2 separate regions of the Homo sapiens genome follow, and region 1 is linked to region 2. Evidence: chromatin contacts called from ENCODE Hi-C or POLR2A ChIA-PET data. All regions are on one chromosome and are shown on one strand. Each heading gives the region's core, a stretch centred on a gene start or an enhancer-like site at or near the end of the contact. The rest is flanking DNA. Distances are from core to core; before and after follow the strand shown. Region 1 has its middle 14 kb from the start of RANBP9. Region 2 overlaps GFOD1 (Gfo/Idh/MocA-like oxidoreductase domain containing 1).

The links. Hi-C counts contacts between places; a loop is a spot of excess contacts on that map. ChIA-PET counts read pairs that join two places held with the same protein, here RNA polymerase II (POLR2A). Pooled maps may share reads with other maps.
Region 1: a loop to region 2 is called in a map of PC-9, with 15 times the contacts of the local background. The contact joins two enhancer-like sites. A Hi-C loop is called at or near these places in 1 of 168 maps with a recorded cell type or tissue (PC-9), 1 of 37 single-sample maps with no recorded cell type and 4 of 50 pooled maps. POLR2A ChIA-PET finds 5 or more read pairs at or near these places in 4 of 52 experiments (HepG2, PC-9, activated B cell and 1 more).

The regions. Positions count from the first base shown.
Region 1 is chr6:13,723,298-13,728,682 of GRCh38, forward strand. No RefSeq gene overlaps it. Among named protein-coding and RNA genes, the nearest start is that of RANBP9, 14 kb to the left of the region's middle. Within about 2 kb of position 2,459, at least 7 of the 41 ENCODE cell types and tissues checked have a DNase peak (open chromatin) inside an H3K27ac peak, as active enhancers do; they include PC-9, where a contact is called at or near this core.
Region 2 is chr6:13,394,763-13,399,615 of GRCh38, forward strand. All of the region lies in intron 1 of GFOD1 (Gfo/Idh/MocA-like oxidoreductase domain containing 1), which reads right to left. Among named protein-coding and RNA genes, the nearest start is that of TBC1D7-LOC100130357, 69 kb to the left of the region's middle. Within about 2 kb of position 2,674, at least 9 of the 41 ENCODE cell types and tissues checked have a DNase peak (open chromatin) inside an H3K27ac peak, as active enhancers do; they include PC-9, where a contact is called at or near this core.

The DNA.
Region 1 (5,385 bases), core at 1,209-3,708, 330 kb after region 2:
AGTATCCTTATAAGAGAGAGGCAGAGGGAGATTTGAGACAGAAAAGACACGCAGAGAAGGGAAGACCGTGTGAAAATGGAGCCTAGAGAGATGCTGCCACAAGTCAAGGAATGCCACCAGCCACCAGAACCTGGAAAAGGCAAAGAATGGACCCTCTCCTGTGGAGCTGGAGGGAGTGTAGCCCTATGACATCTTGATTGCAGACTTCTGGCCTCCAGTGCTGTGAGAGAATAAACTTCTGTTGTGGTAAGCCACCAAATTTGTGGCCATTTGTTACAGCAGCCCTTGGAAACCAATCCACACATACACACACTGCAAACTTTTTAGGTTTCAGGAAAAATGTTGCACAAAGTTGTTAAGACAATTAGGTATACTGTGCATTGTAGAAGCCAGAGTGATATAACAATCACAGTTCTCTCATCAAAATCAAAGCACTTTCTATTTGAAAGTACTTTTCTGTAAGATACAGAGCTTGGTTATATAAATTATGTACGTCAATAAGGCAATCTAGGCTCACTGCTTGTCTTCATAATTTTATAGCTCTCTCTCTCTCTCTCGGTTCTGGCCACATTTCAGTAAAGGAAGGGGTTATATAAGCATTCTGGTTTGATGGAAAAGTAATTTTATGATTGAAGTATGAACTGAAATGGCTCTTCCACTGGGCAGAGGCATTAATGCCATAAAACTGCCTTTAAGGGACTATTAGAGGGTCACCATGACTGCTGCAGCTCAGGGCTGTTACTTTCTAACCATTACATGCCTAATGTCATGTGTATTATGCTTTAATAACTATTTAAAAATTTGACCCCATAAGGACAATTTTGTAGGGTAGGTTAGGTGTCCCAGATCAGGTTTCCTAGAAACGGAGGCTGAGATGGGGTTTCTGGTACCTGTGATCTTTTGACAGAGTGCTCTCAAGTGAAATGTGTAGGGGAATAAGGGAAGTAAACTAGCACGGGGAGGAAGCCAGGCGAAGATGTAAGCTCGGTGAGGTCTGGCTCCAGCCTAACCCCACAGGAAGCTCTGGAGTGTGTGTGCACCATGCAGTCATCCCACCTTAAGGCAAGAGTCCAGGGCTTTTAAAGCCTGTATTAACCACTCATTAGCTGCAGACCACATTCCTCCCTGGGGTGGTATAACATCCGAGGGATCTCTGGGCAAGGAGGTGAGGGTGTGGCTATGAGTCACTGGCAACATTCCCTGTGGCCTGAGATGGGTGCATCAGCAGGTGACAGGACATGCTCAGGGCACCAAGAGCATCCAAGGATGCTTTTTTTTTTTTTTTTTTGAGATGGAGTCTCACTCTGTCACCCAGGCTGGAGTGCAGTGGTGCCATCTCAGCTCACTGCAACCTTCGCCTCCCAGATACAGATGATTTTAATGCCTCAGCCTCCTGAGTAGCAGGGATTACAGGCTCCTGCCACCCCACCAGGCTAATTTTTGTATTTTTAGTAGAAACGGGGTCTACCATGTTGGCTAGGCTGGTCTCAAACTTCTGACCTTAGGTGATCCACCTGCCTCGGCCTCCCACAGTGCTGGGATTACAGGTGAGAGCCACTGCACCTGGCCTTCCAGTCACATTTCTAATCACACACCTGATCATTTCAATGACTACATCTGCCTTAAGAGAACTCTCTGAATGTTGGCATTACTGAGCAATGTTGGAATGTCACAAGTCTTGCAAATATGTCCATCAAATAAGTTCACATTTTAATAGGTTTAATCTGGGAAGAGGGTCTTTCATAAAGAGACGATTTTTAGAATACGTGTGTACGTAGGAACACAAGCCCGTAAGTTTGGCTGTTGCCACCATGCTCATTACTGACCTTCATCATGTTTATTTTCATGGTCCATATGCCTTTTTCTACTCTCTGTTGACCATGTGAAAGTCTGTCTGTGTCAGCATGGTTTACCTTAGTTTATAAGGTCCTCATAGGTATAGGTCACAACTATTTACTGTTCTCTATGTTGCATGTTGCACAATTATGGGTTTAACAACTGCTTCTTGTTGATATAGGGATGTAACTCTGCTTTTTTATTATGGCAATGATATTCTATTTGATAATTGCCCAGGCCTTAAACATATGACTAAGGCATCATCCTGAGCAGGACTTGCAAACTCAAATACCTCCATGAGCCAGGTAGATAATGTAAAAGAGTGAACCAGGTCGGGTATAAAACAATAACAGAGTGGAGAGCATAAAGGAATTTCAAATCAAAACGTTCCAAACACTTCACAGGTCAAACAAAACACCTCTGTGGGTCAGATCTGGCCAATGGTTCACCAGTTAGTGGCCTAAAGGCTAGGTCTGAACTCAAAGCCGGAAACTCAGGCCAATTACAGGTGTCCTGGATCTGTCTTAGGTTTGCCAAAAGCTATCATTACTTGTCCCTGCCTACCGTGGGTGATCTGAAATACCAGATTTTTCAGTCATGCTGCCCTGCCTGTAGAACCAGACCTGGAGATTTTGAGATACTTCCTGGCTTGCCAGGGAAATCTGAGTCATAGGTGCCCCATTTACTTAACACAACCACAAAAAAACACCTTCAAAGAGCCTATTTCCTATTGTAGTGCCCTATATCTAGGAGGCACTCCTTAAATACTTCTTGATGACACAAGCAAGCTACTTTCATAATGCTTGATTTCAAGTCTTTATAACCCATCCAGTGGTCTTCATTCTAAGAATTAAGTGTAGGGGCTGGGCACGTTGGCTCACACCTGTAATCCCAGCTCTTTGGGAGGCCGAGGCGGGCAGATCACGAGGTCAGGAGATCAAGACCATCCTGGCTAACACGGTGAAACCCCATCTCTACCAAAAATACAAAAAATTAGCCGGGCGTGATGGCGGGCACCTGTAATCCCAGCTACTCGGGAGGCTGAGGCAGGAGAATGGCGTGAACCCAGGAGGCGGAGCTTGCAGTGAGCCGAGATCACGCCACTGCACTCCAGCCTGGGAGATAGAGAGAGACTCCGTCTCAAAAAAAAAAAAAAAAAAAAAAGAATTAAGTGTTCACAGTTTAATTATGATGCAAAGATTACATATACTATACCAAGTGTTGACAAGGATGTGCAGAAATCAGAGCCCTGATACGCTCAGACACTGCAGGTGTGAAAACAGTATGGCAGTTCCTCCAAGCTTAAACTTAGATTTCCCATATGACCCAGCAATTCTACTCCTGGGTATATACCCAAAAGAAAGGAAAACATATGTTCACATAAAAACTTGCACACAAATGTTCATAGCAGCATTATTCATAATAGTAAAAAAGTAGAAATAATCCAAATATCCATCAATGGATGAATGGATAAATAAAATGTTGGCCGGGCACAGTGGCTCACATCTGTAATCTCAGCACTTTGGGAGGCCGGATCGCTTGTGTCCAGGAGTTTGAGACCAGCCTGGGCAACATGAAGAAACCCTATCTCTAGAAAAAAATAGAAAAGTTAGCCAGGCGTAATGGTGCGCACCTGTACACCCAGCTACTCGGAAGGCTGAGGTGGAAGGATCTCTGGAGCCCGTGAGGTCGAGGCTGCAGTGGGCTGTGATCATGCCACTGCTCTCCAGCTTGGGTGACAGAGCGAGACCCTGTCTCAAGAATTTTTTAATTAAATTCAATTAAACATTTAAAAATAAAATGTTGTCTATTCATAGAGTGGAACATTATTCAGCAGTATAAAGGAATGGAGTTCTGGTTCTGATGAATGTTACAACACAGATGAACCTTCATAATATTATGCTAATTGAAGGGTGCCAATCACAAAAGACCACATATTTTATGTTTCCTTTTATATGCAATGTTCAGGATAGGCAAATCCATAGACACAGAAAGTAGATTAGTGGTTGTCAGGAGTTGGGGGGAAGAGAGAGTGAGGAGTGACTGCTAGTGGGTAGAAAATTTATTTTGGGGGTGGTGAAATGTTCTAAAAGGTATGATGGTGATGGTTGCACAACTTTGTGAATATACTAAAAACTGCTGAATTGTACATATTAAATGGATAAATTATGTGGTATGTGAATTATATCTCAATAAAGCTCTTATTTTAAAAAAGGTTACATGTGCTATGAAGGTTTTTGTCATAAGCACCAAATACTGTGTACATGAATTTACTGCCATGTAACTTTCAGTGCTTTTCTTACTCCTGGCACATAGTAGGCCATCAATAGATGTTTGTTGAAGGAATGGTGAATGGTTTCTAAGAAGCTAGAATATTCAGTGAATTGGGCTGGAGGATTCTGATTTAAATTTCTGGAGGCTATCCTGAAAATCCATGGATTTTCTTTCCTACAAGAAAGAAACTAGCATGAAGCTTGGCATATGGCATGCTCTCAATAAATAGCAGTTCCTTCCCTCTTTTTTCAAAACAGTTCTAAAATGTATTATTCTACTTTCTTAGTATCAACCTTTTCAGCTTTATAATGAATTATCAATGGAAATAGGAGTAGAAATTTTAAAAGACCAATCTTATTTGTGTCCAGTAGTGGGAGTCACACTCAGCTAAGAAATGGTTTTTTGATGTTAAAATTTGAATAAACGGGCTAGTACAGTGGTTCTCAGTGCATCAGAATCACCTGAAGAATTGATCTGGGGTGGGGCTCAAGAAGCTGCATTTCCAACAAGTTCTAAGGGAGACCAGCATTTCTTCCTTTTAAAAAAATTTTTTTAATTTTTGAAACAATCACAAAATTACAGGGAAATCAGAGATACAATTCAAAGAACTATTTCTACTGAGCCATTTGAGAGCAAATTGCTGACATCACCTGTGTGGAATTTCTACAAACAAGATATTCTACATAACCGAAATATAACCATCAGAATCAGGAAAGAAACACTGATGCGTTAGTACTATCTAATCTTCACATCCCATTCAAATTTTACCAGTTGCCCCAATAACATTGTTTACAGCTAATGATCCAGTTCAAACCATGCATTGCAGTTACTTGTCATATGTCTCTAGCCATGAAACACTTCCTCAGTAACTCCTTGACTTTCCTGACCCTGACACTTTTGAAGATTACAGGCCAGTTATTTTTTAGCGTCCCTTAATTTGGGCTTCTCTATTTCCTCAAGTGTAGATTCAGGTTATGAATCTTGGGAGGCATATCATAGAAATGCCTCTGTGTTCTTCTCAGTGTATCAGGTGCCACACAATAGTAATGTGTTGCATTTCTGATGATGCTAACTTTTATCATTTAATAAAGGTGCTGTCAGTCTTCTCCACTATAAAGTTATTCTTTTCCTCTTTGCAATTAATAAATATTTTGTGGAGAGATGCTGTGAAATAATCCAAATATCCCATTCTTCATCAAACTTTCATTTATTTATTTATAGCTCTATGGATGTGATTTCCAATTTTATTCAATAGGGTTAGAATTCATCATTATT
Region 2 (4,853 bases), core at 1,424-3,923:
GCTGGGATTACAGGCACGTGCCACCATGCCCGGCTAATTTTTGTATTTTTAGTAGAGATGGCGTTTCACCATATTGGCCAGGCTGGTCTTGAACTCCTGACCTCAACTGATCCACCAGCCTGGGCCTCCCAAAGTGCTGGGATTACAGGCGTGAGCCACCATGCCCGGCCTTTCATACCTGGCTAATTTTTAAAAAATTTTGTAGAGATAGGGTCTCACTGTGTTTCCCTGGCTGGTCTTGAACTCTTGGCCTCAAGGAATCCCCCGACTTTAGCCTCTCAAAGTATTGGGATTACAGGTGTGAGCCACTGTGCCTGGCTAGGTTTCTTTCTTTTTTCTCGTAGAGACAGTGGCTTTGCTATGTTGCCCAGGCTTCTTTTAATTTTGAACAAGGTGACTACATTGCCAGTTCAAAAATACATAGATAAAATTAAAATTTGTATTTAAAAATGAAAAAATTGCCCTCACAATGTCCCTTAGATGGGAAATGGGGGCTAAGGTTTCAGGAGGGAGGGACAGGCTGGATTAAACAAGGAATGGCACATCCATCAGCATGACAGCCATGGCCTTGGCATGGCCATCTCCCAAGAGGCACTGGATCCATGATAAAGAGCCTATAAACCACCCGATAAAACTCATATATCATTCCCTTGCCTCTGATAAGGGGATCTTGTTTTTCCTTTCTTGCAATACAATAGAGATTCATGAATTAGCCAGAAATTCAGATACTGCTGTGTCATGGGCTGGTTGGCTTAGAGGTTGGACAGATGCCAGCCCCTTCCTAGCTGTGTGAGCTCAGATAAGGGAGTTAAGCTCTCGGGGCTCCAGCTTCCTCATCAGTAAAATGTAGACAGCAATATCCTGATGGATCAAATAAAGATAACTTATGTAAAGCAACTGGCTGCCAGTACTCAGTCAGAAATGTTAGCCCTTTTCCACTTGAGATAAAGAGCCCAGAGGCTTTATGAGTTCCCTGGTCTTTGTTCCCACTGAAGAAACTTCCTTGGCATCAACGCTACGGCCACTCCACCGTGCACCAGTTAGTTCCCAGCCATGAGCACAGAAGCTGAGGACCTGACCCTGAGGGTCCCACTCAGGCCGTGGTAGCCCCAGTCCAGGGCACTGAGGCAATTCTAGTCTAGCTGTGCTTTGTTTACTCCGTGGGGGATCTGAGCCTGGGATGAGCAGAGGGCAGGCGGAAGGGGATGCAGGAATGTCATCATTGTATGTCACTATCATCTGCCCTTTCCAAACTTGTAGCTCCGGGTTTTAGAATTTGGAGGCCTGGGGAACGCATTTACATGTTTCATTTGTTTGTTTTTAGTAACCATGTAATCACCCATGTGAACTAAGCTGAGGAACAGTGTCACTTCTGCTTCTACGTAGCTCACTAGAAATCCTCCAAAGAATTATAGCCATCATTTGTTGAGCACCTACTGTTTGCCAGCGACAGTACTAGATGCTTTATCTTCAATCTTCCCTGCAGATCTCTACCTCCCTCTTATGGATCAGAAAATGGAGGCTCTGAAATAGCATATTTAATCTGTGCCAGGTTAACAGAGCTAACAATTGGGTCAGGATTTGAACTTGGCTCTGAGGGGCCATGTGCTTTCCAGTGCACCTCTCAAAGTAAGCGCCACACTGAGTTACAGAGAGCTGTGCCCATAGCATCATCACCTACAGGGCAGGTGGCCTTTTCCTAGGAGTTGGTGCCAAGGATTCTGAGTCCTCCTGTGTGGCAGACTGAATGTCGACATCCCGATCCCCAGAGCCTGTGAATGTTTTCTTATAGAATGGCAAAAGAGACTTTGTAGGTGGGATGAAGTTAAGGATCATGAACTGGGAGGATTATCCTGGATTAGCCAGGTGGGTGGGAGGTAAGCACCACTCTTACAAGAAGGAAGCAGGAGATCAGAATGGGTCATAGGAGCTGTGTCCTGGAAGCAAGAGGTTGGAGGGACTTGAGAAAGGGGTCATGAGCCAAGGTATACAGGCAGCTTCTAGAAGCTGGAAAAGGCAAGGGTATGGATTCTTTCCAGAAGCTTCCAGCAGGAACACGGCCCTGCCAGCACACTGAATTTAGACTTTCTACCTCTACAACTGTGAAGAGAATAATCTGTATTGTTTTAAGCCACTAAATTTGTGACAATTTATTACAACAGCAAGGGAAACTCATATACCTGGGGATGTTTCAAGTCAGAGGAAGGGATATTTACCTCCCAGGAGGAAGGTAGGGCTTCCTGAGTGGTGGTGATCACAGGTGTGCAGTGACCGACACCTTCAGAGCCACAGAGAGGCCAGATGTTGGAAACAGTGCTCAGAGAAGGGACAAGAGCACCCAGAACCTTTGCTTAGGGAGCAGGAGCAGACCCATTGTGGGTGCCCACAGTGGTCTCGAACTCCTGGACTCAAGTGATTGGCCCGCCTCGGCCTCCCAAAGTGCTGGGATTACAGGTGCAAGCCATGGCGCCCAGCAAGACAGATTCTTAATAAAGTAAAACAAAGCCTTACTCTAAAGCCCGGCAATTCCACTCCTAGAAATTTACCAAAGAGAAATGAAAACAAATATCTACACAAAAGATCCAAATGTGAAGCCACCCTCGAAATGAAAAGTGGTGTCCAGCTCAGGCCCCTTGTCTCTCCATCTGAGGACTCGGGCCTGCCGTGAGAAAGTGATCTGCATCTTCACTTTTCACTTCCTCTTTCACCTCCAGGCCCTCTGGCATCTCTGGGGCAGCCTCTGCCATAACCTGGAAGGGTGGAGGCCCAGCCTTGTATCATAAAACCCAGGGGCCGGCCCACTGGGGAGAACAGAAGGCACTGATACCACCTGGGAGGGCAGATATTTGCCTCCACCTGCTTCCACTTTAGAAGCCAATGCAAAACAGGAGAGCAGGGTGGGGAACAGGACAAATATTTGGCCAAGTACCAATTCAGTCTTAGGAATGAGCAGAAGATGGTGATGTCTTGCAGTGGGCATACCCGGAATAACACACAGCCCACGTGGCATTATCCCGGCACATTCTATTACTAACAATTTGAATGGGGGCAGGGGCAAACCTTTGCAAATGAAACATATTTTATATGAAAATAAACACTGTCACATTTGGAACTGAAAACAAATTTTGCATTAATTTTTAAAAGAAGACTTTTCCGACTATGGGCCACATCCCCAGATACTCCCTCTATCTTCCAAAGTATGCATCTTCTTTGCCCTGTCCTTAACTGCTATTGCAGAAGGAAGTCTGAGAAGCTGTGTATAGGGGAAAGTGCAAACCTGGAGCCTCTGCCGCTGGGTTTGACTCCAGGGGCTGCCAGCACGAGCTGTTTCATGTCAGTTACTGTACTATACCGTATATTATGTTATGTACAATGTCAGTTACTGCTCTGAGCCTCGGCTTCCTCATCTTCAAAATGGAAATGAGAACTATTACCTCATAGGGCTGTTCTGAGGATTAAATGAGATCAGGTATGTACATACCTTGCACATTAGTCAGTTATTACTGTTAACAGCATTCACAGACACCTAACTTGGATCTGTTACGAGGCTCACTTCCTTAGCAGGGATCAGGAAAATGCTGATACAAGACCAGGTAGAACCTCCGTTTCGAGTTTATCCTTTTGAAATGTTCCAAATCTTGATTGGTGGTGATTTGAGTGTACGCATTTAGCAAAGCTCATTAAAGTATACACTTACTATCTGCTTATTTCACAGTATGTAAATTTACCTGAATAAAAAATTGTTTCAAAAAAAGTTGCTCCTCTGTCCTTAAACACCTATTTTGTATATTTAACCCAGAATGTGCACCCCAGTGCACAAATGCAGCGTCCAAGGAGCTCACATCGGGTGTTTAGTTTTGATTAATGGGCTTTCCTGGACTCAGAAAGGAGGTAATTTAGGATCCCAGCTGCCTGCAGGCAGAAAGAGGCTCTGTTGAGCCATCAGCACCTCACTGCCGCCTGCTCAGCCTCCCGGGCTTCTCAATAAATGGCGACTCCACTTTCCCTCAGGTCAGGGCTCAGACCAGTCAATGGCCACCACGGGGCAGCATCCCAGAACAGGAGGTAGGGAGGGACATCCAGGGGCTCAGCTGCTTTTGAAAGCTCTCTATTGACAAGGACGCCACAGACACCAGTTGATTTGACTCGTTGTTATTTTTTCTAGCACAAATCATGAGCCAGTTACAGTAACACTGGGCATTTAAAAGGCAGGAGCTAGACAAGCACTTTACTACTTTGGAAAACAGATTTTGTTGTTTTGTTTTGTTCTGAGACAGGGTCTCACTATGTTACCCAGGCTGGAGTGCAGTGGCGCAATCAAAGCTCACTTCAGCCTTAACCTCGCGGACTCAGGTGATTCTCTCACCTCAGCTTCCAGGAGCATACCACCAAGCCTGGATTAATTTTGGTGGTGGGGGAGGGAGGGGTGGCATGTAGGGACAGTTTTTCCATGTTTCCCAGACTGGTCTCGAACTCCTGGACTCAAGTGATTGGCCCGCCTCGGCCTCCCAAAGTTCTGGAATTACAGGTGCAAGCCACGGCACCCAGCAAGACAGATTTTTAATAAAGTAAAACAAAGGCTTACTCTAAAGCCCAGCAATTCCACTCCTAGAAATTTACCAAAGAGAAATGAAAACATATATCTACACAAAAGAACCAAATGTGAATGTTTGTTGCAGTTGTATTTATAATTGCCAAAAACTGGCAATGACTCAACATCCAACAGCAGCTGAATAGATAAATAAATTGTGATACCTTCATAAAATAGAATACTACTCAGCAGTAAAGATAAATGAACTACTGAGACATGCAACAATATGAAGAAATCTCAAAACCGGTATGCGGAGTGAAAA